2 separate regions of the Homo sapiens genome follow, and region 1 is linked to region 2. Evidence: read pairs that join two places in POLR2A ChIA-PET (ENCODE). Cell type or tissue: PC-9. All regions are shown on one strand. Each heading gives the region's core, and the rest is flanking DNA. Links, peaks and the distances in the headings are about the cores only.

Region 1 (12,487 bases), core at 4,403-12,402, 360 kb before region 2:
ACGAAAAAATTACCCGCTTTCAATTCTCTAATAATCCTACAGATTGCTTCAGCAAGAAGTCTCAGTTTGGTGCTGTTATGCCTTTAACACTTTCATGACAACCTCCCCCATGTTTTTTTTTGTTTTTTTTGTTTTTTTTTTTTTTTGAGACAGAGGAGTTTCGCTCTGTCCCCCAGGCTGGAGTGAAGTGGCGCAATCTCAGCTCACTGCAACGTCCATCCCCTGGGTTCAAGCAATTCTCCTGCTTCAGCCTCCTGAGTAGCTGGGATTATAGGTGCCTGCTACCACACCGGGCCAATTTTTGTATTTTTAGTAGAGACGGGGTTCTGCCATGTTGGCCAGGCTAGTCTCGAACTCCTGACCTCAGGCAATCCACCCGCCTGGGCCTCCCGAAGTGCTAGGATTCCAGGTGTGAGACACCGCACCAGGCTTTTTTTTTTTTTTTTTTTTTGAGACAGGGTCCTGCTCTGTCCACCCAGGCTGGAGTGCAATGGTGCAATCACAGCTCACTGCAGCTTCAAACTTCTGGGCTCAAGTAATCCTCCCATCTCAGCCTCCCGAATAGCTGAGACTACCGGCATGTGCCACCAGGCCCAGCTAATTTTTTTTTATTTGTAAAGACAAGATCTCAGTGTGTTGCTCAGGCTGGTCTTAAACTCCTGGCCTCAAGGGATCCTCCCACTTGAGCCTCCCAAAGTGCTGCGGTTACAGCCACTGGCTCAAACAGCCACACTGAATCCTAAGAGGAGTTGCTTATAAAAGTCATGTGGCAACAGTTTGTGGACCATGAACATTTGTGGTCAGCAGGCTTGTTTGAAATGCACAAAGCAGTTCAAAGCCAGGTTAAGTGCACACTCTCTAGGGCCTGGCTGCTATCATTCAAAGTCCAGCTTTGCCATTCACTAGCTTGTGACCCTAGACACACTGTGTAACCTCACCGGGCTTCAGTTTTCTCATCTATAAAATTGGGGTGATAACAGTACCTACACTTCATCAATTTGTCAAGAAGACTGAGTAAGTAACATACAAAAAGTGCTTAGGACAGCATCTAGCCTAGAGTAAATGCTATGCAGACATATTGCTACCTTATGTGGTAGGCAAACTCTAAGTGGGCTCCCGATGATCCCAACCTACTAATATTTTGTGCCCATCTGTAATCCCCTCCCTCTGACCTAGCAACTTGCTTCTACCCAATGGAATACAGCAAACGTAATGAGGTGTCACTTCTGTGACTGGCCTAAGTAAGCCTGTCACTTCCATCTTGCCAGCAGGCTCTCTCCATTGCTGGCTTTTGAGACAGTTTCGCTTTGTAGCCCAGGCTGGAGTGCAGTGGCAAGATCTCGGCTCACTGCAACCTCCACCTCCCAGGTTCAAGCAAGTCTCGTGTACCAGCCTCCTAAGTAGCTGGGACTACAGGCGCATGCCATCATGCCAGGCTGATTTTTTGTATTTTGGTAGAGATGGGGTTTCACGATGTTGCCCAGGCTGGTCCTGAACTCCTGAGCTCATGCAATCCACCCACCTCAGCCTCCCAAAGTGCTGGGATTACAGGTGTGAGCCACCATGCCCAGCCTCCATTGCTGATTTTGATGAAGCAAGCTGCCATGCTGGGGAGGCCCACATGGCAGGGAACTGAGGGTGGCCCAGGCCACTTGCCCTCAAGAAGTGAATCTTGCCTGCCACCACCTAAATGACCTTGAGAGTGGATCCTTTCCCAGTTGAGCCTTTGTGTGAGTCCCAAACCCTTGCAGACACCATGACTGCAACTGCAAGAGATCCTGAAGCGGAGAGCCCCGTGGAGCCATGCCCAGATTCCTGACCCACACACACTGTAGGATAATAAAGGTGTGTGCTGTTTAAAGCTGCTAAGTTTTGTGGTAATTTGTTCTGCAGCAATAGATAACAATTACACCTACACAGAAGAAATAAAAAGAAACATGACCAATGAAAACTCATTTGTGTAAAAAAAAAAATTCATATATATTTCTCTCACCACTCAGAATTTTAAAAGATTCCTCTTCCCTTAACTCAATATAATAAAGCTAACTCTTTATTATTAAGACTATAAGAATTTTAGAAACAGGCTGGGTGTGGTGGCTCACACCTGTAATCCCAACACTTTGGGAGGACTAGGCAGGAAGATCACTTGAGGCCAGGAGTTTGAGACCAGCCTGGGCAACAAAATGAGACCCTGTTTGCATTTTTTAAAAAGAAAGAATTCTAGAAACAACCATCCTCAATTATTTTCATCCATTCTAAAAACTAGAACTGTTTACTCATCAGTATTAGTAATCTACTCATCAGTAAAGAATAAATTATTAACTACTTAGTAATTTACTAACTAATCTCAGTAGATTATAAATCAATAGCTATTATTAAGTTATTGATAATAATTGAAGCCAATAAAAACAAAGCCCAACTATGGGTCAAGCACTTACTACATGCCAGGCATTGTTCTAGGCCTTGGCAGTGAGCAAAACAGACAAAAATTCCTGCCTTTGTGGACCTGACATTCTGGTGGTTATTATTACCACCGTGGTCTAATGACAAGATACACAGCACATCAGTCCAGCGCACTCTCACATGACGCTGAGAACTGCAGATGGTATCTACCTGAATTCAACAGTGACCATAAAAGCACTTGGCAGGCCGGGCCTGGTGGCTCACACCTGTAATCCCAGCACTTTGAGAGGCCGAGGTGGGTGGATCACCCGAGGTCAGGAGTTTGAGACCAGCCTGGTCGACATGGCGAAACCCCATCTCTACTAAAAAAATACAAAGATTAGCCAGGCATGGTGGCGCGTGCCTGTAGTCCCAGCTACTTGGGAGGCTGAGGCAGGAGAATTGCTTGAACCCAGGAGGCGGAGGTTGCAGTGAGACGAGATTGTGTCACTGCACTCCAGCCTGGGGAACAGAGTGAGACTCCATCTCAAAAAAAAAAAAAAGCACTTGGCAACTTAAGAGAAAAAAAGAAGGGGCCTGTGCTGAGACAGTTCCCATGAGTTCACCAACAACAGGCAATCCTGCCCACCATGCCACTTAATGGGGACTGTGCCCCAGAGGGCAGGAGACAGGGGAGAGGGAGTCCCCTTGGTCCCCCTCCCCATCCATCTTGATTCCTGGAAAAATCAAAGTGTGGGCATCTCACCTTGCCAGTCTCATGTTTAAGTCTCTGTCACTTCTGCTCCACATGCAAAGCTCTAAATGCAAACCAAACCCCTGGTCAGCTGTTCACTGAAGGATCAGTCATGTGTTCCAGTGCCTTAATGAGTGACTTGAATTCTCGAAGGTAATTCTGATTATGTCATTTGCACTTTATGAACTGACTTTAGAATCTAAGCCCACTTGGAGTAAGATTCAGTCCATTCTACATTTCTCTGTTAGACCCAAATTAAAGAACGTGGTCTTGGAGATTCTGTTTTTAAAAAAAAGGGTCTTCACTCCCTAAAGACTGCAAGGTTAAGACGCTCACGCTTCCCCTCGGGAGACCAAGATTCTGGCATCCTGCCAGGTGTCTGCCATCTCCACGGTAGCTCTCCCATCCACTCACTTTGCTAGTGTACTTGGCAATATCAGCGGCGACATCAGCTGAGGCAGTGGCGATGGGCAGGTCAGCGTTGACTGAGGACACAAGGGTGCTCATGGACCCCGAGCTGGTGACCAGGGGCGATGACTGTGTGCTGGTCACCAGGGTGATGGTGGACGTGGATGGGCTCTGTGTGATCTCCTTCTGCTGGACAGCTAGGAAGGCAAAGCATCCTGATTACCCCACGTGGGAAGGACCCATCCCAGCACAAAGCTGTGGTGTAGAAGCAAAGCCCCTAATAGACATCCTGAGAGCTTTTCTACTTTTAAATGACAAAGATGCTCCCCTTGACCAAACTCTATCCAGGTTTCTCAACTAGGCCCTAACCTTGGCCTGGAAAGACTTGAGCAAACATTGACAGTTTCTAAGAGCTCAAGAGTGCATGCTAGGATGACCCCAACCCCCTCTTAAAGCGACTGCCTGGGAAAACTCAATGCTGGCAAAAGAACTGACAGTTTTGTTCCAGCCAACACCTGAAGACAGGACCTCAGCATCCCAGTGTCTATGGGAGAGTAGGGGCCCAACTTCATGAAGTGCCCGTTAGCAAATCAAGATGTTTAACTTCCCTGACTCTACTGAGGCCCAACTCGCTCCCATCCCTACTCCCTCATTCTCCCTTTAAAATGTCCAGTCACCCCTGTACAAATCAAAGTTAATTTCAGCTTATGCTAGACTCTTGCCCCTATTACAGTAGCATATTACCAATTTAAATTGGTCTTTACCCCTTTAACTAGGCTTTACTTTGGCGTAAGACAATCTGAAGCAATGAGCCACTTTTTGGCAGCGCTCTTTTTTTTTTTTTTGACAGTCTCACTCTGTCGCCCAGGCTGGAGTGCAGTGGTGCAATCTTAGCTCACTGCAACCTCTACCTCTGAGGTTCAAGGGATTCTCATGCCTCCCTCCTGAGTAGCCAGGGTTACGGGCATGTGCCATCATGCCCGGCTAGTTTTTTGCTTTTTTTTTTTTTTTCCATTTTAGTAGAGATGGGGTTTCACCATGTTGACTGGGCTGGTCTTGAACTCCTGGCCTCAAGTGATCTGCCTGCCTTGGCCTCCCAAAGTGCTGGGATTACAGGTGTGAGCCACCACGCCCGACCCTCTTCTTGGTAGCAATTAAACTCCCCTGGGGAAGTCTCCTGCTTATGAGATATGAAGACAGAAGACAGGAAGCCGCAATCCCAATCTCAAATATCCTAGACTCGGCTTTGCCCCACCAACTTTTTAAATAGCAAGATTAATCCAACTGTACTCTCAATTTTGCCTGGCCAATTCTTCAGGACCCACTCCCTCGCCATCTGTGAAGGGTTTCACTGGGGGCCAATTCAAGACCTGGCCACCTTTCAACCTCACATTCTGCTGCTCATGAGCCCCCCTCACAGGGGCGCATTCACTATGAGTTTCAGTTGAAGAACCCAGCCTTTGAGGATCTAGATGCAGGTTTCCTGGTAGAAAGATCTACATCAATGCTCACAAAAGCCAGGCAAACTGGTACCAACCAGTCAGATCAGCACTGTGTTTGGCCTAATTTCAGCTCCAGATGGAGCCTCCTGCAGGACTGGTGGGAGTTCTGATTCTGCAACTTCAGCAAGTGGTTCTTGAGGCTGGCTCATCTTGTGTGTGTGACGAATCTCCAGTTACTAAGGTAACCTTCGCTATCAACTTCTCGCACTGTACTTTTTCCAAAATAACTCCAAGAGGTTCCCTCATGTGCACAAGGAAATTTATACAAAGATATTCATTGCAGCACTGCTCACAGTAGAAAAAAAACTGAAAGCAACCTAAATGCCCATTAGTAGAGGAATGCTTTAAATAAACTATGAAATACTATGCAGCAGTCCAAAAGAACAAGGCAGGGCTGTATGTGCTGATGTGGATGGACCTCCAAAACATGCTGATGGGTGGGGGAAAAAAGCAAGTATGGTACCATTTTTATGTTTTAAAAAAGAAAAAAAGGGGGGAAAAAGGACTAATTTTATGGCATCATATACATGATGCGCACATATATACATACAGATATGTATATATACATATACATGCATACATGCATAGAAAAGCTTTTACAACGGTTGATACTGGCCACTGTGGAAGGGAAGAGAATGAAATGGAAGGTAAACGGGATAACAGACTTTTATGTAAAACTTTCTGCCCCCTTTTTAAGGAGAATATATGCATGTATCATTTATAAAATGAACAAAAAAAACTTTTTGAAAGTAAAAAAGCAAGTAGCAAAACAATTTTTAAAAATAATGCCAAATGGAATGTGCAAGGCCTTCAAGATACAATGGCCCGGAAACAAACGAGAACTAAAAAAAAAAAATAAAAGAGCAATGACTTTCTCCTGTCGATGTGGCAAAATGGGAGCGGGCGCCACGGAGAACAGAAGGGGAGGCTCGGTACCTTTCACAGCCTGTCTGGTCTGATATCTCGTCCCCTGGGAAGACTGAGGCTGCTGCTGCTGGTTTTGCTGCTGCTGCTGCTGCTGCTGACGCTGCATCTTCTGCATGTGCCACTTTTGGGAGGACGTTTGAAACTTACTTGATGAGTTCCACACGACCCGCTGCACGGCCGGGGCAGTCTCCTTCGGTAAAAGCGGCCTCTGCTTTTTCACTGGGCTTCCTGTGGCGGCGGGGGCCGGGGCCGTGACGGTGACCGTGGAGGACGTGCTGGTGGTGGCTGTGGCGCCAGCCGCGGAAGTTTGGGCGGAAGAGCGGGTGAGCACCGGTGTTTCCGGGGGAGAATGGCTGCCCACCGTCGTGGATGGTGGAGTTTTACCTACAACTAGCCAATGCATGAAGAAAAAACAAACAAAAACCGGATTTCACTCAGGTTCACCTGCACGGTCTTGACGCCACCAAGTTCTGGGTAAAACCTATGAAAGCCAGGAATGCCGAACCAATTCGACGTGCCAAGCACACCGCGCTGGAGGAGTACATTCTCACCTAACGCTGAGGCCACTTCTGCGGCGTCTTCCATCTCCGCGAGCAGCGGCCTCCTTTACTGAGCGCCGGCCCACATCTGAGATACAAGTCAAGACCTCTAGGGGAGAATGAGGCAAACAAGACCCGGCTCCTGCGCTCAAGCTCCCCTACACCTAGTGGACAATGCGGTGGGCGAACAGATTCAATGTTCACGCCCTTTTCGCAAAGTTAAAATCTAGTCGGCACCTTGAGAAGGGCCCAGCGGAAGTCAATCCAGACAGGAAGAGCAATTCTTTGGCTAGGGAACGTAGAAAGCAATACCTCCAAAGAGCCAGATGGCCTCCCAATGGCCAAAGCAGTAACACTCAGTCACCCAGAAAGAAAAGTATTCTTTTCATCTCTTCTGATTCCCTCCAGGACAAAGTTTGAAGGCGGTACTGATAGCCAGGACAATACCAGGAAAACAAATTCTGCCCCAAGGCCAGAACCTTCCCCCAACGCAATGGTACTGATCTAGGATTGAGTAGCATTGCTTTGGTTTTGATTGGATTTATTCCTATCACCAGCTTTTATGTATACTGTGTGCTACTGTTCTTATTGGGTGGTGTTCAAGTCTAAAATGAGTTTATACTTGCAGATGCTTTTTTCAGGGGAAATTTTTTTACTAAAAAAATGAGGCCAAGCACGGTGGCTCACGCCTGTAATCCCAGCACTTCGGGAGGCTGAGGCAGGCGGATCACTTGAGGTCAGGATTTTGAGACCAGCCTGACCAACATGGGGAAACCCCGTCTCTATTAAAAATACAAAAAAATTAGCCAGACGTGGTGGGAAACTGAGGCAGGAGAATTCCTTGAACCCAGGAGGCGGAAGTTGCAGTGAGCCGAGATCGCGCCACTGCACTCCGGTCTGTGAGAAAGAGTGAGTGAGACTCCGTCTCAAAAAATATTACTAATAGGCCGGGCGCAGTGGCTCACGCCTGTAATCCCAACACTTTAGGAGGCTGAGGTGGGCGGATCACTTGTGGTCAGGAGTTCAAGAGCAGCCTGGCCAACATAGTGAAACCCCGTCTCTACCGAAAATACAAAAATAGCCGGGTGCGGTGGCAGGCGCCTGTAGTCCCAGCTACTCAAGAGGCTGAGGCAGAAGAATCGCTTGAACCCGGGACGTGGAGGTTGCAGGGAGCCGAGACCATGCCATTGCACTCCAGCCTGGGTGACAGGGTGAGACTCCGTCTCAAAATAATAATAATAATAAATGAAAAGTAAATAAAATGAGTTTATTTTATTTATTTATTGAGATGGATTCTCACTCTGTCACCCAGGGTGGAGTGCAGTGGCACAAACTTGGCTCACTGCAACCTCCGCCCTCTGAGTTCAAGCGATTCTCCTGCCTCAGCCTCCCGACTACGTGGGATTACAGGCGCCTGCCACCGCACCCAGCTAATTTTTTTTATTTTCAGCAGAGACGGGGTTTCGCCATCTTGCCCAGGCTGGTCTTGAACTCCTGACCTCATGATCCATCCGCCTTGGCCTCCTAAAGTGCTGGAATTACAGGCGTGAGCCAACGTGCCCGGCCTATTTTATTTTATGTTTTAAAGAGATAGAGTTTTGCTATATCACCCCGGCTGGGCTCAAGCAAGCCACTTCAGCCTCCCGAATAGCTGGGACTACACGGGACGTGCTACTGTGTCCCGCTTTAAATGAGCTTAATTTTATTTTTAAAGAATGAGATTCTTGGCCGGGTGCAGTGGCTCACGCCTGTAATCCCAGCACTTTGGGAGGCCGAGGCGGGCAGATCACGAAGTCAGGAGTTCGAAACCAGTCTGGCCAACATGGTGAAACCCCATCTCTACTAAAGATACAAAAAATTAGCCGGGCATGGTGGTGTGTGCCTATAATCCCAGCTACTTGGGAGGCTGAGGCAGGAGAATCGCTTGAACCCATGAGGCAGAGGTTGCAGTGAGCCGAAATCGCCCCATTGCACTCCAGCCTGGGTGACAGGGCGAGACTCCGTCTCAAAAAAAAAAAAAAAAAAAAGATTCTTTAAATAAAAAAAGTCAAAAATTATACAAGCAGGACTTGAGAACGGGAAAGACAATGAATGTGAATGACTCAAGTTTGAAAAACGCTGCCATATGGAGTATGTCATCTTGGAGGAGCTGGGCTGGTGGGGAATAAAGGGTAGGATTTCAACAGGCGGAAAGTGAGAATCTGGAGGGAACAGCATCAGCCAAGATATGTCTAGGAATACAGAGCATTTGAGTAAGTGAGGGCAGGCAGGGAGGAGGGGCTGGAAGGGAGGTTAGAGCCAGAAGCACTGAGCAGCACGTAGAGGCGATGACCACACGGGAGCTCATTTGTAAAGGTGGCTCAGTTATGGATGCACAGGCCTCAGCCCCCGGTAAGGTGAGCCTATGCCCCAGAGAGGATATCTGGGGAACACACACCACACCCAGGTACAAGCCAGCACCCCGATCTTGGACTATGCTCCCTGACATCAAACTCCTTTAAATAAGGATTATGTCTGCCTCTTTTTCTTTTCTTTTTTTTTTTTTTTTGAGATGGAGTCTTGCTCTGTCACCCAGGCTGGAGTGCAGTGGCGCGATCTCGGCTCACTGCAAGCTCCGCCTCCTGGGTTCACACCATTCTCCTGCCTTAGCCTCCCGAGTAGCTGGGACTACAGGTGCCCGCCACCATGCCCAGCTCATTTTTTGTATTCTCAGTAGAGGCGGGGTTTCACTGTGTTAGCCAGGATGGTCTCAATCTCCTGACCTTGTGATCCACCCGCCTCGGCCTCCCAAAGTGCTGGGATTACAGGCGTGAGCCGCTGCGCCCGGCCTATGTCTGTCTTTTTAAGATCAGTATTACCCAGAAAAAGACATGAGCCTGATTACTCCAGCAAGGATTTTCATTCAGTAAGCTGTGGGTTTTAAGAAGCCAAGGAGGGAAAGAGACAAGCTGACTATCCCGACTTCAGAGGGCGTTCTCGATGGTTATCGAGATGTTGCTGGCCCTTGTACTTCCCCAGAGAGGAGAATCCAGCCAAGCTGGTCAGCAAGAGCCTGGGGTGGGTCTGGAAGGAGAGCTTCCTGCAGTGAAGAACTCCGATGCTTCCAGGGCCACCTGCCAGATATGGGGCACAGTCCCCGCCTCTTCCAGGTGGAGATGAGGTGTTGAACTGGGCCCTTCTAAGAGGAGGGCAGGGGGCAGTGCCTTAGCAGAGCTTCTAACCCACGTAAGTGCCTTCAATGCCTTCCTTTCCTGCCACATTACCAAAAAATATACTGTTATTGTTGATGAGCTAGCCTGTCTCCCCACCGTAAGGGCAACCGCAAAATGGTCGTTTTCTCTCTCCTGATTTGCAAAAGCAAACAGCCAGCAGGGCGGAGGGGTTACTGCTCTGCAGTGATCACAGCTGGCTCTCTGCCAAATAAAGAACTAGAGTATACAATCCGATAAGATTCCAGGCTCAAAATTGTTTGAAGTTATTTAGATATCAAAATATTTAAATTTCCAGGAATCCTGATGGTTTATGGAGACAAAATGAGGCTACAGGAAATTTCATTTGTCCCAGAAATCTGGAGTACATAATCAATCACCTGTAGCGGGAAAAAAAGGGTGAATTTTTTTTTAAAGGGTCAGCACCTGAGAAGCTGCCCTATCAAATTAACCTACTTAATTCCTGAATTTGTCACTGGTCACTGTTTTTCATTTATAAAGCAAGGACTTTTTAAGAGAAAAATTAGCATCCCCTTTGTAGAAGGATGGAAATTACTGATGTGCCAGTGAAAGCACAGCGAAGAGTCTAAGTGTGCTCTCTTTGCTTCTGTTCTGAGGTTATTAGCTATAAAAGCTGTTTTGCCATCTGAAGATTCATATTCTACCCATAAGCTGCATCCCTAGTGGAAGGTAAGCTGGAGGTCACAACAGCGCAATCCAAAATGCCCTTCACTTACTAAACTCTTAAGTGAAAACACATCATTGAAAAGATGCTCTCTAGCGGAGTCTGACACGAGAATTTTTCAAGACCCAAACCACCATCAGCTCTGAATTTAAGATCAATTGGTTTTGCCCCAAGCCTTAGGAAGCTGCTCTAACTGAACTGTGTTTTAGAATCATCTTCAGCTTAATTGTCCACCATCTACTAAAGCTTCCTGGAGAAATTCCCTTCAGACATCAATGTGAGGAAAAGTTCTACTTCTTTTAATCAACTAGAATGGTTTTTTGTTTTTTTGGAAAGTATGAGATCTTCTAAGGTACTGTGTTTCCCATTCTGCTTTCAGAGCCAACTTCCCTAACTCTGAAGATTGAAATAGTACAGATTTCTGTATAAAACCTTTCCCCAGACCACTTGCTATTCTACCTTCATTTTCCTTTTACATGGATGTCTTTATTTTCATCTTGTTTCATATGGTTATGTATCCTTGTCAATCTGTTGCAAATTCTTTCTGGAAGAGGTAGGGGCACAAAACCAATCAATCAAAAGATCTGTTCCAGAAAGAAAGAACAGTATAAATATGTCACTCATAGGAGCACTGCCATCTGCACCCAAATATTCCTACGATCCTCATGAAATAAATGCTACTCCTATTGTTCTCTGCAACAACAGAGACAGTCTCTCAAAACCCAATCCATAACATACTCATATTTTTCAGAGGCCATCTATAAATCTAACAGATGGGTCGGGATGGTTTGATGGCCTATCCTCCCTCCCTTATGTAACTGTATCTCTCTCTTCCTCCACTGTACCTCTCACAGACATTCTCTTTAGCTGAACTGCAGGAATCCTCTCTCACTCTGACAGCTGAGGTTCCAGAGCAGCCCAGGTTGACCATAACCACAGCAGAAAGATTCTCAAGGCCCATCCCTGACTTGCTTTAAGCCACCAGACAATGGAAACCCCAAAGGACATGGAGTTACATCTTATTCAAGGGTTTCATTGACAAGTTAGCTCCTGATAGAAGTTAGGCACAGTCAAGATTTAAACCTGGCTATCCCTTAAGTCACTCGCCACATACATAAGGTTTTATGGCTACAACCTGTAATTTGTCCTGGGGCAATGTTTCTTCTGGGCCCTTAGTTAATTCTTCAGTATCTTTATTGAGCATGTTGAATCCTCTAACCTAATTGCCAAGCCAACTCAAAAATGTGCTGAATACTTTGTCAGTGGGAAGGACATCCTTCCAATCATTCCCACACCCCTTTTGTTGGGCTTGTTAACATGCCCAGGCTGCACTAGGCTGTGGGGTAGTCACTGCTGGTTCAGAATATAACCGTAGCCTCTGAGACTCAGGGGATATTTGGCAATATTTGATTGCCACATTTGTGACTGCCACAACTGAGCAAGTAAGGTTGCCATCTGGCTGGTAGAGGCCAGGGATGCTGGAAAACATCCTCCAATACACAGGACTAAGAATTAGCCAGGGCAAACTGTCAGAAGTGCAAGGTTGTGAAACTCTGAGCTAAGTTAAATGCAAATAAGATTAAAAGCCAGTAAGGCCAGACGCAGTAGCTCATGCCTGTAATCCCAGCACTTTAGGAGGCCGAGCTGGGTGGCTCACCTGAGGTCAGGAGTTTGAGACCAGCCTGGCCAACATGGTGAAACCCTGTTTCTACTAAAAATACAAAAATTAGCCAGGCGTGGTGGCAGGTGCCTGTAATCCCAGTTACTTGGGAGGCTGAGGGAGGAGAATCACTTGAACCCGGGAGGCGGAGGTTGCAGTCAGCCGAGATTGTACCATTGTACTCCAGCCTGGGCGACAAGAGCCAAATTCTGTCCGCCCCCCCTCCCCAAAAAAGCCAATACACATATCCACCATACTCCATTTTCTAGTGCCCTAAGAAGCACTCAGTATTCTGGCACCAATCACCCAAATACTGTCCTACTACTGTAAGAAAATACACTTGGAGATGCCTAGGTGGCATGAGGGGAGGAAAGCAAAGCTGAAATCATCAAAACCTTTGAAATGAACACTGCTTTTTTTT
Region 2 (12,876 bases), core at 3,079-11,078:
GTATTTTTAGTAGAGATGGGGTTTCACCATGTTAGCCAGGATGGTCTCGATCTCCTGACCTCGTGATCCGCCTGCCTCGGCCTCCCAAAGCGCTAGGATTACAGACGTGAGCCACTGCGCCTGGCCAAGTTGATGGATTTAACTTCATGAAAATTTTTAAACCAGTTTTTGTGTCATCTTAGTTAAAATAAGAACATTATAAAGTTTGGTAAAGGAATGAAAGCATTACTAAGCCAGGATAATTATCAAGTGCCTTTATATAAACATTTTCCTAAAATTCTAGTTTCTAAAGTTCTGTTAGAACCTTATAAGATAATTAGTAGTATGGGAAAAGAATTACTGGCATAAGAATGACATTCTTAGTTGTAGTAACCGTATATTTATATTTCTCCTTCAGTTTATTTTGAAATTAAATTTCTAAAGTTTAAAGGTAAACATTTTAATTATAAATTCTGCATTCATGCCTTCTAATTAAAATATGAACCAAATTCATAGAAATCCTATAAGGCAACGATTACTTAAAAACCAAACAACTTAAGTGAATTGTTTTTAGGTTTGTATTGCCTTATGTATAAAAATCAACATTTGTTGATTTTGCCTTGGATATAACACCTCTCATATTTAAAGCCAGAAAACACATGTTGCCAGATGGGAACTAGGAAGAGTAGTAGTCTCATCTTGGCATCATTTTCTTCATAATGACCAGTTCACTTGTTTTACACATAATCTCAGGTTCTTTCCAGCTTTAATTTTCTATGATTGACGGATCAGATTCTACATTACGGAACCTTTTAGTTACCTGCTAACTGCTGTTACACCACTCAAGATGCGTGATAACCAGTCAGATTAGAAGATGAAAGTCTTGGCCAGGTGCAGTGGCTCATGCCTGTAATCCTAGCACTTTGGGAGGCCTAGGTGGGCAGATCACTTGAGGTCAGGAGTTCGAAACCAGCCTGGCCAACATGATGAGATCTCGTCTCTACTAAAAATACAAAACAATTAGCCTGGCGTGTTGGCAGGCACCTGTAATCCCAGCTACTCAGGAGGCTGAGGCAGGAGAATCCCTTGAACCTGGGAGGTGGAGGTTGCAGTGAGTGGAGATTGTGCCACTGCACTCCAGGCTGGGCGACAGAGCGAGACTCTGTCTCAAAAAAAAAAAAAAAAAAAAAAAAAAAAAAAGAGAAGATGAAAGTCTTCATGATATTGCTGGGCACGGTGGCTCACGCCTGTAATCCCAGCACTTTGGAAGGCTGAGGTGGGCAGAATACCTGATTTTTTTTTTTTTTTTTTTTTGGAGACAGTTTTGCTGTTGCCGCCCAGTCTGGAGCGCAGTACCGCGATCTCAGCTCACTGCAACCTCTGCCTTCCGAGTTCAAGTAATTCTCCTGCCTCAGCCTCCTGAGTAGCTGGGATTACAGGCACCCGCCACCACGACTGGCTAATTTTTGTATTTTTAGTAGAGATGGAATTTTGCCACGCTGGCCAGGCTGGTCTCGATCCCCTGACCTCAGGCAATCCGCCTGCCTTTGCCTCCCAAAGTGATGGGATTACAGGTGTGAGCCACCACGCCCAGCCTTTAAAATGACCTTTTTTTTTTTTTTAAAGACACTCTCACTCTGTCACCCTAGTTGGAGTGCAGCGGCGCCATCTCGGCTCACTGCAACCTCTGCCTGTTGGGTTCAAGCGATTCTGCTGCCTCAGCTCCCTGAGTAGCTGGGACTACAGGCACGTACCACCATGCCCAGCTAATTTTTTATTTTTAGTAGAGATGGGGTTTCACCATGTTGGCCAGGCTGGTCTCAAACTTCTGACCTCAGGTGATCCGCCCGCCTTGGCCTACCAAAGTGTGCTGGGATTACAGGAGTGAGCCACCACGCCTGGCCTTAAAATAATTTTTTACAGGAGATATCTATAGGGATAGGTCAAGAATCTACAGTCCTTGGCTGGCGCTTAACTTGCAAAGGACCGTGATTTATAACTGGTTTTAAATTTTTTAGACTGGTGGGATCTTCCACTTGGTGTGGCTGGAAAAGAGTGATTTATTATTGGAAGTCCAGTAAGGCCAGTTCTATCTAAACTGTTAGAATAGCTGTAAGTGATGTGGCTTTACTGAGATTCCATGAAAAAAATAAAATATTTGATGCCATGACATAAGGCTTTTTTTTTTTTTAATTTTTTGGTGGGATTGGTTAAAAGCTTGGCTCTGAAGTTAGAATGACTTGGATTTAATTTCTAGCTCCACCACTTACTGGATGTATGACTTTGGGTTGAGTTTACCTTTCGATGTCTCAGTGTTTTCAAGTGAAGTAGGGATAATATTGAACTGTACTTTCATCTAGCTCACTATTCTGTGTTTCATAGGGCTGTCAGGAGGATTAAATGGGAGTAATAAGTGGAATGCATTTATCACAATACCTCACTCAGATGTTAGAGCAAGTATTTGTTCACATAGTGATTTTTTACTTTAAACACTAAAATTACACATTATTTTTATATAAATAAAGAGTATATATTATTTGAATTATGAAGTATACTTTGAAGGCTATTCTTGAACCCACTCCTTGAACTGAAGAACGGGACGGTCAGTTCGTATAGTGTACCTGCTCCCTGAATCTTTCTTCCCGAAGTCATCCTGCTTCTATCCTTGAAGTCACAGCTATCTTTGAGTTAATAATTAACTTCATTTAAAAAACTTTGAAAAAGTCTCATTTGGATGTGTCCTTGAACAATGTTTAGTTTTCTTGTTTTTTTTAGCTTTCCAAAAATATAATGGATGTAATGTGGTGGCTTTCTAAATTGTAAGATCCAACCATGTTGTGTATAATTCATTTTTACCATCCCTGTATTGTATTCTTTTGCATGGCTTCATTAGAATTCATTTTTCAAATCTGCAATTGATAAACATTAGAGTTTCTTCTAGCTTTTGAAGTGTGAACAACGTTGCAATGATCATTTTTTGTATCTCGTTTAAAATATTTTTATTGCTCTAAAGTTTTAAACAAACTTGATTTTAACTGCTAATATATTTGCTTTCAATGTGGTGGTACTACTTTAGAAAAAGTAAATTTTCTTTCTTTTTTTAAATTTTAGACAGGGTCTCACACTGTTGCCCAGGCTGAACTGCAGTGCCATGATCTTGGCTTACTGCAGCCTCTGCCGCCCAGTCTCAAGCGATACTCCCACCTCAGCCTCTTGAGTAGCTGGGACTACAGGCGCTTGCCACCACACTTGACTAATTAATATTTTTACATTTTTGGTAGAGATGGGGATTTCAACATGTTGCCCAGGGTGGTCTCGAACTGAGCTCAAGCGATCCACCTGCCTCGGCCTCCTGAAGTGCTGGGATTACAGGTGTGAGGCACCATACTAAGCCAAAAGTAAATTTTCTTACTGAAATGTTTTATACATTGTTTCTTGTTTTATTAGCTAAGTTATTTCATATCACTTTTTATTTATCATAGGATTAGCAATAAGCACTGTAATTTTCCTTAAGTACTTGATTTCAAAAAACCAACTTTATTAAAGCATAATATACATACAAAATATTTACCAACCTTACATTTACAATTTAATGAGTTTTGACAAATGTGACCATCACCACAGTCATGATATAAAACATTTCTACCATTCCCTAAAGTTCTTTGTGCCTCTGTGCAATCAGTCATCTCCACTGGTCCCTAGCAACCAGAAGAAACCTCCAACTGGTCTGCTTTATGTCACTACTGTTTTACCTTTTCTAAAATTTCATGTGAATAGTATTCCCATTTTGTGTGTGTTACACCTTTTATAATTGTCCCACCATTCTTGGATATTCTTTTCTTTTTCATTTTCTCTTTCTTTTTCAGTTTTGGGGAGTTTGTATTGATCTTAAGGCTCTCTGGTCTCCCACTCCTATGTTTGGTCTACTGATGAGCCCATCAAAGGCATTTTGCATTTCTGTTAGTCTTTTTTGATTCTAACCTGTGCTTTTTTTTTTTTTTTTGGGAGGGGGAGATGGAGTTTCGCTCTGTCGCCTAGGCTGGAGTGCAGTGGTGCGATCTCGGCTAACTGTAACCTCTGCCTCCCGGGTTCATGCCATTCTCCTGCCTCAGCCTCCCGAGTAGCTGGGATTACAGGTACTCGCCACCAAGCCCAGCTACTTTTTGTGTTTTTAGTAGAGATAGGGTCTCTCCATATTGTCCAGGCTGGTCTTGAACTCCTGACCTCAGGTGATCCACCGGCCTCGGCCTCCCAAAGTGCTGGGATTACAGGTGTGAGCCACCGCACCTGGCCTAACCTTTCCTTTTGATTCCTCCTTAGAGTTTTTATCTCTCTGCTTACATTACCCATCTCTTCTTGCATGTTGTCTGCTTTCCCCATTAGAGCCCGTTAACATATTAATCATAGTTAAGATTCCATGATTGGTTTTTAGATTTTTAGAATAAATGTTTTTAAAGAACCAGGCTTCTGCCGGGCGTGGTGGCTCACGCCTGTAATCCCAGCACTTTAGGAGGCCGAGGTGGGCGGATCATGAGGTCAGGAGATTGAGACCATCCTGGCTAACGCAATGAAACCCCATCTCCACTAAAAAATACAAAAAAATTAGCCAGGCGTGGTGGCGGGCGCCTGTAGTCCCAGCTACTCTGGAGGCTGAGGCAGGAGAATGGCGTGAATGTGGGAGGCGGAGCTTGCAGTGAGCCAAGATCACGCCACTGCACTCCAGCCTGGGCGATAGGGCGAGACTCTGTCTCAAAAAAAAAAAAAAAAAAAAGAACCTGGCTTCTTTACTGTTTACTAGCGAACTTTGGAAGCATCATTTACATGTATTATCAAACCTGTTTTTATTTTATTTTATTTTGAGATGGAGTTTCGCTCTGTCGCTCAGGTTGGAGTGCCGTGGCACAATCTCTGCTCACTGCAACCTCCACCTCCTGGGTTCACGCGGTTCTCCTGCCTCAGCCTCCTGAGTAGCTGGGATTACAGGTGCGTGCCACCATGCCTGGCTAATTTTTGTTATTTTTAGTAGAGACAGGGTTTCACCATGTTGGCCAAGCTGGTCTCGAACTCCTGACCTCAAGTGATCCTCCTGCCTTGGCCTCCCAAAGTGCTGGGATTACAGGCATGAGCCACCACACCTGGCTGAAACCTATTTTTATTATTAGTGCTCATGATTTCTCATTTAAGAATATACATAATCACACAGCTTACACACAAATATTCATAGCAACAGTATTCATAGTAGCAGAACAACAACTTAAATTTCCATCAGCTGATAGGTGCATAAATAAAATGTGGTGTATCCATACAGTGAAGTATTAGCCAGAAATAAAAAGCAATGAAGTACAGTCATGTAGCATATAACAATGTTTCAGTCAATGAAGGAATAGGACCACATATATGACAGTGGTTCCATAAGATTATACTGTATTTTTACTGTACCTTTTCTATGTTTAGATATGCTTAGATACACAAATACCATTGTATTACACTTGCCTGCGCTATTCAATATATTAACATGCAGTATAGGTATAGGTTTGTTGCGTAGGAGCTGTAGGCTATACCATATAGCCTAGATTTAGGCTGTATTATCTAGGTTTGTTAAGGGACACTCTGTGATGTTTGCACAATGATGAAATGGAATGAAGGCACATTTCTCGTAATGTATCCCTGTCATTAAGCTAGGCATGACTGAACCGATATGTGCTACAATGTTGATGTATTTGAAAACACTATGCTAAGTAAAAGAAGCCAGTCACAAAGAACTAGATATTGTGTGATGCCATTTATATTAAATGTCCTGAATAGGTAAATCCATAAAGACGCAAATACGTAAGTGGTTGTCAAGGGCAGGGGTGAATAGGTGGAAGGTTGGGTTATATGAGGTTGAGGGGGTGGGAATGGGAGCAGGGGGGAATAACAGCTAAGGGATTTTGAGTTCTTTTTGGGATAATGAAAATGTTCTAAAATTGATTACAGTGAGAGTTACACAACTCTGAAATATACTAAAAGCCAGTCGTGCACTTTAAGCATATAATATGTGAATTAATATCTCAGTAAAGCTGTTAAAGAATCTAGCTGATGTATGCAAAACTGCTAAGAACACTATGATGTCATACAGAAATTTTATGGAAAAATATTACTTTCCTCATGACACTGATCTCAAAAGGTTTCCTATCTCAAACATTGTTAGATTTCAAAAATAAGATGTTAATTGCACTCACTTCAAATTTTAAAAAACCTTATTCAGTCTTTTTATAGAGGTCATCCTGTAATTATATGGTCAATATGAATTCCAGCAGCATATCTTTTTCATGTGTCAAGAAAGTTTACATTGAAAAGATTGCATTCTTAAAAAGACCATACCCAGATCCATCTCCACTTCCTGTTTGTCCACTAAACATTTGTGAGATATTTATGGCTATCTTGCGCAATGCCTCCAGAAATCAATGTTTGCTCTCAAGTTTATAACTACAGTTTAAAAAAAATTCACCAAAAAATTCATAATCCTGGTGGATCTGCTGTTTAGGACTAGTTAGTTAAGTGCAGTATATACAAGTAGAAAAGCTCCAATTATTTTACTTGAGATGATCTGATGGCTAATTCTCTCACTTCCTTTGTGTGTGTGTGTGTGTGTGTGTGTGTGTGTGTGTATTTTATATATTTTATATATATATATTTTTTTATTTTTATTTTTTTTGAGATGGAGTCTTGCTGTGTTGCCCAGGCTGGAGTGCAGTGGCACGATCTTGGCTCACTGCAAGCTCCACCTCCCGGGTTCACGCCATTCTCCTGCCTTAGCCTCCCAAGTAGCTGGGACTACAGGCGCCCACCACCACGCCCAGCTAATTTTTTGTATTTTTAGTAGAGACAGGATTTCATCATGTTGGCCAGACTGGTCTCGAACTCGTGACCTCAGACAATCTGCCCGCCTCGGCCTCCCAAAGTGGTGGGATTTCAGGCGTGAGCCACCGCGCATGGCCGCATTTATAATTTTAAAAGCTTAAATGTGTTTTTTTTTTTTGGCGGGCGTGTGGGTTGGGGGAGATGGAGTCTCAGTCTGTCACCCAGGCTCTAGTGCAGTGGTGTGATCTCGGCTCACTTCAGCCTCCGCCTTCCAAGCTCAGTCCTGCCACCTAAGCCACCCAAGTAGCTGGGACTACAGGCGTACACTAGCACACCCAGCTAACGTTTTGTATTTTTGGTAGAGATGGGGTTTTGCCATGTTGCCCAGTCTGGTTTCGAACTCCTGGGCTCAAGCTATCTGCCCTCCTTGGCCTCCCAAAGTGTTGGGATTACGGGCATGAGCCACTGTCCCTGGCAAAAAAAAAAAAAAAAAAAGATAGAATTCAAAAATTGTATCTTGAATTTAGTGTTGCTCATATGACAACTTACTGTAAAAGGTAATTTATTTTAAGTATAGGTCACATACTATACAGGGGATGCTTTCAAAAGACAATTCCTATTGATAATTGTATTTTATTATTAAAGTCAAAGAATGTCTTAGTCTGCTTTCTGGTGTTCTGTTCTAGTGTTCTGGTCTTCTAGGGTTAGAAACTAGGTAGTTTATAAAAGAAAGGTTTATTTAGCACATGATTCTGGAAGCTGGGAAGTCTGAGATCTGGTCAGCTTCTGGTGAGGGCCTTGTGCCATGTCGTAACACCACGGTGGAGAAGAGGAAGGGGAAGCAGGCATGTGCAAAGTTACCAACACAAGAGGTGGTCTCACTTTGTAACAACCCACTCTTTAGTCCAAACCTGTGGGAGCAAGAACTCAAGGGAGTGAGAAAGGCATTAATCCATCTTAACGACTTACTTGCCTCTTAAAGGCACCACTTCCGAATACCACATCGCGGACCAAGCCTCAACATGAGTTTTGTGGAGATAAACTATATTCAAACCATAGCAAAGACCAAAGGTTATGGCGGTTTACTTTCTGCTAAGCTTTCAGATATAGACATGAAAATCGTTAGATCGGTAATAATATAGCTTTATAGTACTTAATTTTGTAACTTAATTAAGAAATAGAATTAGCCTAAATATCAGCTCAATAATCTAATAAAAGGTGAACTGCTGTACAAATAGTCCAGTTTGTATCACTGTTATAAATGAGCCTATCTCATGTGCCAAACTTTTAGAGTAATTGCCTTCTTACGATTTTGTCTGTTTCCAAAAACTTCTAATTGGAGTATGCTTTTGAATCTGTGTAATATTTAACATATAAAGCCTGCATTATTTAGAAGTTGATATTGAAAACCTTTAAACTTCTGACCTCAAATAGAATTTGCTTATGTATAACCATTACATGCAGCTGGTGGGTTCAAAATTGCGTTTTCTGGGTCTCTGCTCTGTGAAAAATAGTATGTATTGGACATGAGTACATGACAGCTGACATTTATCAAGGATAACAGGGGGAGCCATATTCATTTTCACATTTTAAAGCAACTTTGAAAGCTTTGCATGTGCACACATGCTCAACATATGTTCCTAAGCTTTAAATATATTTTCCATCATGTATTGCTTATCATTAATATAAGAAACTAAGTGTAAATCTTTAATGAGCTCAATATATTAAACTTATATGAGTACACAAGCATTTGGAAGATCAGCAATGCAGGCTACTTCATTCATTTACATGGAATTTATCTTTTATAGTTTCTGTGCTATTACAAATAATGTAACACATTCCAGATAGCCCTTTTGTTATATAGTGTTTGATTTGGCCCTTCTTTAATTTCATTACCATAAAATTTTGTCCTGTTGTAGAAGACTAAATGGTAGAAATTAACTTTTTTCTAAACCAACTATTGTTATATTGCTGTTCTCTTTGCCAAGCTATTTATAGGGCTATTTTACTGGAGGGTGACATAAATAGAATTGGAATGGCATAATTGTTAGTCTGAGTTCTTAGCCTTTAAAAATTTTCTTTAAATTGTGATAATTCAAAAAGAATTCTAGAATAAAACTGTAAAGCTCATAATGTTGCCAACTTGTTAATTAAAATAACACCTTTTGTGGTTGGTATAGGTTTCAGATACTGTGACCATTTAATATATTTATATGCAGATCACATTGACTTGCTGCAAGGTAACAGGAGAAATGCTTTGACTTCAGAAGATAAATTGGCCATGCACAGCTGTAATCCTACTGTCTTTTCATTTCCAGACATGATTCAGTAGTTTAAGGCTTTGATTCCTAGGCGCTGAGAAGAAAGTTGAAATTTATTTTTGTGTATGAGAATTTTTACTTAGGTTTTTGATAAGTCTAGTTTGTGGTGTGAAGGTACCATCTAAACTGTTGGTGTTTCCATACTTAAATAGCTCTCTCTTAATTTTATTTGAAATATGAGAAGCCTGAGTTTCTTTCCATTTTCCTTTTGGCAGTTGGAAAGGAAGCCATCTTATTAAGAGTGATGAATAGTGAAGGGTTTTTTTTAGGCTAAATTGCCAGTGTCTTTAGATTAAAAAAAATTGCAGAGCGATAAGTTATGAACGTTAACATGATTTTTCAAGGAAGAAGTAATCCTTAGTCACTTGTAACCCAAATGCCTTTCCTAATAAGAGTTCCGTTTCTACAAATTCTTTTGACAGAGAAGTGTATGATATCAGAGAGGTTTTTAGAAAACATTTTAAGTGCCATAAGAACAATTCAAGACCACTACCAAAACTTCATTTGAAGATCTTAGCATCTTTGAGAATTTAGTATTTCTCAAGAGACATCTCTTAAATTCTCCTGTAGGCACCAAGATTTAGACAATTTGCTTAATTTATTCAGCTAATTAAATGGGAGAGTTCCCTGACCCCCCTCACAGGACGTGCGACAGGGCTGTGGCTCATCTGTTCCGTGCTCTCAAACCCCTTTTGGGAGGAGGAGCATGCGTGCAGGCAGGTGCAGGATCTGGGGCGAGTGCCCCTGGGCTCTGTTCTCATGGGAGTGTCCAGGGGTGGGAGTCTGCAACTCCCCAAGCCCAAGTAGGCATGTGTTACAGTATGCTCTTTTTGCTTTGCCGACCATGGACGGCTTAAGTGTTAAACAGCTCAGGGCCTTCTTGGTATTCAGGTCCTTGTCCAGCATCGAGGAAGAATCAGGTCACACACGGACTTGAGGATGGTGAATGTGGGGATTTTATTGAGTGATGGAGTTGGCTGTCAGTTGGATGGATGAGGAGCTGGAAAGGGGATGGAGTGGGAAAATGATCTTCCCCTGGAATTTGGCCATCCAGTGGCCCATCTCCTCTCTGACCGTCCTCAGCCGAACTCCTCTTGGTGTTCAGATGTTCCTTCTCTTCTTTCTCTGCCGTGCCATTCTGCCATTCTTCTGCTCTTCTGTTTGTCTCCTTGTGGAGCCGGGGGCTTGGGGTTTATATGGGTACAGGATATGGGGGCGTGGTGGGTCAAAAGGCAACTTTTAGGCATGAAAACAGGAATGTTTGTTCTCATTTAGGGTCATGGGTTTTCAGGCTTGAGTGGGGCCTTTGCCAGGGAACTGCCTTCTTCTACCCAGTATTTCCCTGTCTCCTGTCTGTATCAGTAATATAGGAATTAGAAAACACAAATATCTTTTTTTGTAAACTAGGTTGTAGATCTGTTTGTAGTTAAGAGGCCAAATTCCATTTTTCTTAATTACCTTGATTCTGTCTGTAAATGGTACAGTTCTTGAGGGAGCCATTTTTCGAGAGCCTACCATTTGCCAGACATCACTGAGGTTTTGTTTTACCTGTGGTTTTTAATCCTCTCAACAACTTTGTAAAGGTGATGGATGTGCATTTTAGAGAAGATGAAATTGAGCTTCAGAGATGTAAATTTGGTAAGGTCATGCTGAGCTCAAATCAGCTGTTAAGTCTGTGTTCTTTTCCCCTCTTCACTATGCTTCATTTAAGTTGGATTCGTTGTTTTCTTGTTCACTAATGATGTGTGCTTGTGTGTCCAGTTTAGGAATTAACCTTGTCTATTGATTCTTGGTTTCAGACAAGTATCCCATGTCTGTCTAGAGTTTGGCTGTGGATAATTGATGATACTATCTTTTCAAATTATTTATAATTCGTGAAAGCTTATAGTTCTTTTAACATCCATTTATTCTTCTGTTTCTTTTTATCATTCGTAATGGCTTTCAATTATTATTTTAAAAATCGAGATGGGAGCTTGCTATGTTGCCCAGGCTGGTCTCAAACTCCTGGGCTCAAGTGAGCCTCCCACCTCAGCTTTCCAAAGTGCTGGCAATGTAGGCTTGAGCCACTGTGCCTGGCCAATTCTTTATCTCATTAAGGATCATAAACATTTATTTTAAACCAATTTCAAGATTTTTATTAAGCATTGAATTCATCTTTTGATATTGATGAATTTCTTGACTATCTTCCTTAGTTCAGTTATTTTTTATTTTTATTTATTTTTTTTGAGGTGGGGTCTTGCTCTGTCACTCAGGCTGGAGTGCAGTGGCGAGATCTCGGCTCACTGCAACCTTCACCTCCAAGGTTCAAGTGATTCTCCTGCCCTCAGCCTCCTGAGTAGCTGGGACTACAGGCGCATGCCACTACCCCCGGCCAATCTTTGTATTTTTAGTAGAGACAGTGTTTCACCATGTTGGCCAGGATGGTCTCGATCTCTTGACCTCGTGATCCGCCCGCCTTGGCCTCCCAAAGTGCTGGGATAATAGGCGTGAGCCACCACGCCTGGCCCATTAGTTCACTTTTTAAATACACTTTAGGATTTTAGTTTATGGTTTATATGCTGAGTGGGAAATAATTTTTTTCCCTTTATTTTGGTGTTCTTTTCTGTATGTCTCCCTGCCACCTATACCTCTGTTTTTGTTGCCTTCATACATTTACACCATGCTTTCAGTCTAGATCTAGGATTCTAATTCTGAGATATTATTGCAATGTTGGTGATATGCATTACTTAGGTTTTGTTTGTGTGTGTGTGTGTATGAGACATATATATATTATTATTATGTATATATTACCTTTTATTTATTTAGAGTACCTTTTATTTCCTCTACAACTGCCTGTGGCAGTTTGAAATAATAACTTTAGCTATTGATAATACCTTTTTTCACCTTCCTTTCATGAGTTTTTTGTTTGGTTTCTACCTATGAGATTTTTTCGTTTTACCTGTGAGCCTTGCTTTTGGTTTTCTTATCTTGTGCATGATTTCATTTCCTGACTGCCTTTGCTTGTTTCTTGTCCTGGAGCTCAGTTGGGTTCATGGAGTTATTAATTTATTGCTTTATATTTCCCCTCTGTCATGGTCCACAAATATATTTGTCATGTTTGAGCGTAACTGTGTCTTTTGAAGTTAATACAAAATTCGTATTTTATCTGTCATTATTATATTTGGAGCAATGGGATAAGGTGGTGTTGATTGATAGCAGCATTTCTCTGTTATCCTTTCAGGAAGTCTCCATGTTCTTTTGATCTCACAACATGGCTTGTTTATATAGGCCTGCAGATAGTAGATACTAAAGCATCTGTTTATTTACTTACTTATCTGCTTACTTGCTTTATTTACTTACCACCACCCCTGACTAATTTTTTTGTATTTTGTAGAGACAGTGTCCTGCCACATTGCCCAGGCTGGTCTTGAACTTCTGGCAAGTGACCCTCTACTGTAGCCTCCCAAAGTATTGGGATTATAGGCATGAGCCACTGCTCCTGGCCCTAAAACATTTATTACATGAACGTGGGGTATCTTGGAGAAGCCAGACCCAGTTTCAGGCTCTCAGCCCCAACCTTAATCTAATATAGTGGCTCTCAACGTGTGGTGCGTGGACTCCCGGTAGTCTCTGAGAACCTTTTAAGGGTTCTACATGGTTAAGACTATTCTCATAATAATGCTAATGTGTTATTTGCTATTTTCATCCCGTTGGTGTTTGCACCGATGGTGGAAATGCGGTGATGCATAAAATT

What was found. ChIA-PET counts read pairs that join two places held together with the same protein. Peaks named below come from ENCODE experiments on the same cell type or tissue, not always from the same donor. Only the 100,000 strongest peaks of a DNase experiment are listed, where the experiment ranks them.
Region 1: POLR2A ChIA-PET joins it to region 2 with 17 read pairs; 3 of 35 experiments call an interaction of 5 or more read pairs at or near these places.

Annotation. Positions count from the first base shown.
Region 1 is chr20:47,232,776-47,245,262 of GRCh38, forward strand. It overlaps ZMYND8 (zinc finger MYND-type containing 8), which reads right to left. Exons shown (of 23, transcript NM_001281775.3): 15 at 5,983-6,363; 16 at 3,551-3,741. Among named protein-coding and RNA genes, the nearest start is that of MIR3616, 72 kb to the left of the region's middle. RefSeq lists enhancers at 48-117, 1,558-2,058. In PC-9, for the core only: no CTCF peak of the experiment used is centred there; no DNase peak of the experiment used is centred there; H3K27ac peaks cover 541 bases.
Region 2 is chr20:47,593,517-47,606,392 of GRCh38, forward strand. All of the region lies in intron 2 of NCOA3 (nuclear receptor coactivator 3), which reads left to right. Among named protein-coding and RNA genes, the nearest start is that of NCOA3, 98 kb to the left of the region's middle. In PC-9, for the core only: no CTCF peak of the experiment used is centred there; a DNase peak (open chromatin) is centred at 6,355; H3K27ac peaks cover 1,984 bases.